2 separate regions of the Homo sapiens genome follow, and region 1 is linked to region 2. A link is a contact called in ENCODE Hi-C or POLR2A ChIA-PET data. All regions are on one chromosome and are shown on one strand. The core of a region is the stretch at or near the end of the contact, and the rest is flanking DNA. Distances in the headings are between cores, read along the strand shown. Region 1 overlaps SIPA1L3 (signal induced proliferation associated 1 like 3). Region 2 overlaps SIPA1L3 (signal induced proliferation associated 1 like 3).

The links. A loop is a pair of places that touch in the nucleus more often than their neighbours do. ChIA-PET counts read pairs that join two places held with the same protein, here RNA polymerase II (POLR2A). Pooled maps may share reads with other maps.
Region 1: POLR2A ChIA-PET joins it to region 2 with 11 read pairs in activated B cell. The contact joins two enhancer-like sites. A Hi-C loop is called at or near these places in 4 of 168 maps with a recorded cell type or tissue (HCT116, endothelial cell of umbilical vein, mammary epithelial cell and 1 more), 19 of 37 single-sample maps with no recorded cell type and 7 of 50 pooled maps. POLR2A ChIA-PET finds 5 or more read pairs at or near these places in 13 of 52 experiments (A549, B cell, Caco-2 and 9 more).

Annotation. Positions count from the first base shown.
Region 1 is chr19:37,973,080-37,976,074 of GRCh38, forward strand. The region is part of intron 1 of SIPA1L3 (signal induced proliferation associated 1 like 3); the gene reads left to right. Among named protein-coding and RNA genes, the nearest start is that of SIPA1L3, 67 kb to the left of the region's middle. RefSeq lists a silencer at 956-1,015. Within about 2 kb of position 1,677, at least 4 of the 41 ENCODE cell types and tissues checked have a DNase peak (open chromatin) inside an H3K27ac peak, as active enhancers do.
Region 2 is chr19:37,940,177-37,943,209 of GRCh38, forward strand. All of the region lies in intron 1 of SIPA1L3 (signal induced proliferation associated 1 like 3), which reads left to right. Among named protein-coding and RNA genes, the nearest start is that of SIPA1L3, 34 kb to the left of the region's middle. Within about 2 kb of position 1,380, at least 4 of the 41 ENCODE cell types and tissues checked have a DNase peak (open chromatin) inside an H3K27ac peak, as active enhancers do.

The DNA.
Region 1 (2,995 bases), core at 427-2,926, 33 kb after region 2:
GATAGGTATTGGGGGACAAGAAGTCAATACTGTACTGCAGTACACACTGTGCAGCCACTTTCTCACCCAGGTCAGAACACGTGTTCTTCTCATAAGCACCTGCCAGAGGAGTTAGTTTGGCTTTGGGGACCATGGTGTATGAAAAAAAAGCGCATCTTTTTTTTTTTTTTTTTTTGAGATAGAGTATTGCTCTGTCACCCAGGCTGGAGTGCAGTGGCGCAATCTTGGCTCACTGCAACCTCCGCTTCCTGGGTTCAGGTGATTCTCCTGCCTCAGTCTCCCAAGTAGCTTGGGTTACAGGCATCTGCCACCATGCCCAGCTGATTTTTTATATTAGTAGAGACGGGGTTTCACCATATTGGCCAGGCTGGTCTCGAACTCCCGACCTCAGGTGATCCACCCACCTCGGTCTCCCAAAGTGCTGGGATTACAGGTGTGAGCCACTGTGCCTGGCCAAAAAAAAAAAAAAAAAAAAGCGGGAGGGGGGCGCATCTTGAAGCACTAAAACGCCTCTCAGCACTCTGAGAGTGCTGCTCGCATGACGAAGAACTGAGGCTGCCTGAGGGAGTAGCGTATGCCTGTCCCCCATCCCACACTCACACCAGAGCAAATGCTTAGGAAGTGGAATGCTGGGTATCTGTTCTGCTTAAATTATTTGTCCTTTAGTGAGGGGTAAGGGGATCCTAGTTGAAGTTATGAGAGGTAAACATTTGATACAACCTCTCTGTGCCTTTTTACTGTGCAGTAAGATGTGTGGTTTGGCTTCTCAGATGACTGGATGGTGATGCTATATTGGAACTCTTGATTCTATGTGTCAGACTCCACCCTCGATCACCCAAGGCAGAAGAGGGATTGATGTGTTGGCCTGGAGTCCCAGGAAGATCAGCAACAGAGAGTGGGCAGCTCAGGCCTCCGGCAGCAAATTAACAGGACATGGGCAGCCCAGAGGCAAAGTGACTTCCCCATTGTCCTGGTTGTAAAGGCTGAAGGGTCATGATGCTGATCTAACATTGGTAACAGCTGGACTTTATTGAGCACTTCCTGGGTGCCTGGCAGTATTTGTTTTCATCAACCTTATGAGATGGGTCCTGCCATACCCCACTTTCCTGATGTGTAGGGACTCATCGACCTCCTCAAGATCATATAGTTACTTATTTGTGGCTGGGCATGATGGCTTGCACCTGTAATCCCAACACTTTGGGAGGCCGAGGCAGGAGGATTGCTTGAGCCAGGAGTTCAAGGTCAGCCTAGGCAACATGGTGAGATCCCATCTCTACAAAAAAATTAGCCAGGTACAGTGGTACGTGCCTATAGTCCCAGCTACTCAGGAGGCTGAGGTGGGAGGATCACTTGAGCCTGGGAGGTTGAGGCTGCAACAGCAAGTCATGATTGTGCCACTACACTCCAGCCTGAACAAGAGTGAGACCGTGTCTCAAAAAAAAAAAAAAAAGTATTGATTCATGGCAGAGGTGGGGTTTGAACAGAGAGTCTGGTTCTAGCCGGTACTGTCATGAGGGCAGAGGGTGAGATGCAGGAGCAGAAGGCTTGACAGCCTGGACAGAGGAGTTTGTGTTTTCCTTCATGCTTTCATTTCGTGAATCTTTGTTACTGATGATGACTTTTGAGTTGACGTGATTGTGCCATCCCAGCCTCCCCTCCCTCTGTTCTAACACCCAGTGGTACATCCCCTTCCCCAACAGCACCATCAGACACACAGGTGGCTCTTGTGGAATCTCTCCATTCCCCATTATTCTAGGCCAGCCCTTCTCCCTTATCCTAGTTTTAAACATGAATTTATAAAGGGTAGTTAATTTGTGGCCAGGTGTGGTGGCTCACGCCTTTAATCCCAGCACTTTGGGAGGCTGAGGCGGGCAGATCACGAGGTCAGGAGATCAAGACCATCCTGGCTAACATGGTGAAACCCCACCTCTACAAAAAATGCAAAAAAAAGTAGTTAATTTGTTACTCAGCAAATCTCTACGGTGCCTACCAGACTCCAGATCTGGGCTGCTGGACACAGGAACATCGTTAAGCAAATCCCGGCCGTCGTGGAACTGACAGCCTGGAGGGGACGCAAGAGACTTGGGCATTCAACAGATAACTTCAGAGTCCCAACTGCAGCTGTGATACATACCAAACAGGAAACAGAGAGAGAGCGAGGAGAGCATATTAATGTGCGGAACCCAGGGCCTGACCCGGGGACCAGGAAGGAGGATGGCAAGGAGGGCTTCCCGAGGAGGCACCGTGTAGGCCGAGCCTAGAGCTGAATGGTGGCAGAGAGGGAACAGAGCACTTCCAGGGGGAACTGGAAAGCCCTAGACACATCACCCCAGTCCTCACTCCCACTGAACTCTGAGGAGACGGCTGCAAGTCGAGGCTCCCCACCCACCAGCACGTCACAGTGTGTCCAGGCTCAGGGTCCCCATCTGTAAGATGGGAGTGATATTGGTCATGGTGCCCATTTCATTGGTGGATGTCACTGGTGGATTAAATGAGTTACTATATGTAAAACTTTAGAACAGCTCCTGGCCTGTGGCAAGGGCTCTATAGGTTTAATTAGTCATTAAAATTAAAATTTGTATGTTGTAGGTCTAAAGATGGCTAATAAAAAATCACCCCACCCAGGCCAGAATCCAAGTTAGAGGACTGCTTGACAGGGACTGCCAGACACAGACTTGGTTGTGGGAGTCAGGGGTGCAGCCTCTGGCTACCACCCCCAGGAGGCATTCAGAAATGGGGGGTTGGCCGGGCGCAGTGGCTCACGCCTGTAATCCCAGCACTTTGGGTGGCCGAGGCGGGTAGATCACTTGAGGTCAGGAGTTCAAGACCAGCCTGGCCAACATGGTGAAACCCCATCTCTACTAAAAATAGAAAAATTAGTCATGCGTGGTGGCGGGCGCCAGTAATCTCAGCTACTTGGGAGGCTGAGGCACGAGAATCACTCGAACCCAGGAGGTGGAAATTGCAGTGAGCTGAGATTGCACCAGTGCACTCC
Region 2 (3,033 bases), core at 130-2,629:
AGGCTGAGGCAGGAGGATTGCTTGAGCCCAGGAGGTCAAGGCTGCAGTGAGCCGAGATTGCACCGCTGCGTTCCAGCCTGGGTGACAGGCTAAAAAAAAACCCTGCCTAAAAACAAACAAACAAAAAAAAAAACAAAAAAAAAGCTTTACCTCTTACTAACTCATGACCACTCTGTTTTCTTCTATATCCACCACCACCCACCCTCTACTGTATTATTTTAACGCTAAATAGTTGAGTATCTGCAAGATAAGGATTCTTTAAAGACATAATGAGAAGACCATTTTAATCATGACAATAATTAACATTAATTGCTTACATCATCTGGTATCCGCACAGTGTTAACATCTCAGATCATCTCATAAATATCTTTCTAGAATTGGTTTGTTCCAATCAGGACCCAACAGGGCTCACCATTGGAGTTGGTTCATCTGCGTGTGAAGCCTCATTTAATCTATGGCTTCTCCCTCCCTCCAGCTCACTGCAACCTCCGTCTCCCGAGTTCAGGCGATTCTCCACCTCAGCCTCCTTAGTAGCTGGGATTATAGGCATGTACCACCACGCCCAGCTAATTTTTTTGTATTTTTAGTAGAGACAGGGTTTCACCATGTTGGCCAGGCTGGTCTCAAACCCCTGACCTCAAAGGATCCTCCCACTTCAGCTTCCTAAAGTGCTGGGATTGCAGGAGTGAGCCACCACACCTGGCTTGATTTTTCTTTGTTTTTCTCTTGCAGTTTATATGTTCAGAAAGGCCATGTCATTTGTCCTGTATATGATCAGGCCTGGATCTGACCGATCATATCCCTGTTGCAGTGTTTAACTTATTCTTCTATCTCTGTGTTTCCTATAAATGAATCATTGGATTTGCAGAGTAGGTGAATTTCAGGTTTGAGATGTACACACACACACACATACACACACACACACACACACACACACACACACACACTGTTTCTTTTTTGGCAGGCAGGGCTAGCCGTCCTCCTAGGTGTTGCTGTGTATCCGTTAGGGATGTAAAGCTGGGGGCCCCTTTCTGTATTGGTGTTAGTGGCCGTGGATGACCATTGCTCAGAGCCATTATTTCATTTGGGGTGTACAAAAATTGTGCTGTTGTAATTCTGTCCACCTCTTCATTTATTAGTGGGACTATTCCTCTAGAGAGAACCTGCCCCTCATCTATTATTCAGTTATCCTGAGGGTACTGGCTCTTTTGAACTTTTGTTTGCCTTAGAAATGACTATTGAACAATTGGGCTGGTGGTTTCTAATCTGTTGTGTGTTTTTTTTTTTTTTTTTTCCTGCAGAGATTCAAATCTTCCTTGTTTTTATGTTCATTCATTTGACATTTGCCGGTCTCCACCACTGCTCATACCCTGTCCTGAGCTTGCCAATAAACAGATGAACCAGTCCAGTCATCTCATTGTGTGGGCACGGCTGCTCCAGGCCTTACCTTTGACCGGGTGGGGCCTTGCGGGTGTTTGTCGAAGTAATGAGACTGTGGACATTCCCATCTTTCTCTCTCTTTCCCCTGTCGTGCATTGTCAGACCTTATAGTCTTTGGTGAGTTCCTGCTCTACGCCAAGGAATTAGTCCTTTATGCTTGGGGCAAGAGGTTTTTGAGTATTTGGATTTCTTCTGATCTGAAACTCCATTCCTAGACAAAAGAACAATAAAGGGCTCTACTCCATTGCAGAGGCAAGCCCTGGTAACCTGGCCAGGGGCGAGCCCTGACCCCAGCCACTGTTGTCTGGGTCATAAATTCTTGAGAGCAGTAGCACGCTTGAAATCATTTAGATGCTTTGGGATCAGTTATTCATTATATTGCACGATATCTAAGGGCCTCTTTGCTGCTAGAGATTACAACACATTCCTCCTGGGGGCAGAAGATTTATTGTGCAGTGATGTGCAAACTCATTCATTCATTCCATTGTTAACTTCTTCATTCAGCAAATATTTACTGAACATCACATATGCTTCCAGTGCCGGGGACGGAGCCCGATAAGGTCTGTCCTCCTGGAGTTCATTGTTTAGGTTGGGGGACACAGTCAAGGAAGAAGTAAACAGATTAATAAGATAATTCCAGATGGGGATGAATAATGCTGTGGAGTCAGGAAAGCAGAATGGCGAGAGAGACACGCCTGGAAGTAGAAGGGATTGTGGGAGGCTGGAAAACTGGGGTCGTTGGGGGAGAGCCTCCTCGGGGTGGTGACATGCCAGCTGAGAGTGGAGTGGTATGCAAAGGTGCCAGCCTTGTGAAAGATCAGGGAAGAGCTTTCCCAGCAGAGGGAACAGCAGGTGCAAAGGCGCTGAGGCTGGAATGAGTTTGACGTGTGAAGGAGTGTGGGGTGGGGGTGGGAAGGAGGGGGAGGGCAGGAGACGGGGGTGGCGGGGGAGCCTGGTGAGGGTGTGGGTTTGATTCAGAGTGTCCTCCCATGCCCTCTGGCTACGGCGTGGAGCATAGATTGAAGGTGGGAGTGGAAGTAGGGCAGTGAGGGGCAGCCTGTTTTGCAGTGAGGAGAGAAGTAGAGTCCCGGATGAGAGTGGTGGCAATGGGGACAAGAAGTGGGTGGCCCAACAGAACTTGTTTAGGGATTGGTCATGCTGGGTGGTGAGTGGGTTGAAAGGTTTACCAGCGGGTTCAGGCTTTGGTCTGCAGGATTTTGTGGTAGTAAGGATAGCCCCAGTCCCCTTTAACATGGGCTGAGGTTTTCTTTCAATTTTTGTATTTTTAGTAGAGACAGGTTTTCCAGGCTGGTCTGGAATCCTGGCCTCAAGTGATCCTTCTGCCTCGGCCTCCCAAAGTGCTGGGATTAGATGCGTGAGCCACACCCAGCCTCTTTCTCTCTCTCTCTCTCTCTCTCTTTTTTTTTTTTTTTTTTTTGTAGAGACAGGGTCTTGCTGCATTGCCCAAGCTGGTATCAAACTCCTGGCACCAGGTGATCCTCCTGCCTTGGCCTCCCAAAGTTGCTGGGATTCTAGGCGTGAGTCACTCTGCCTGGCCAAGAGCTGAGGTTTTCTACTACACACATCTCGTCT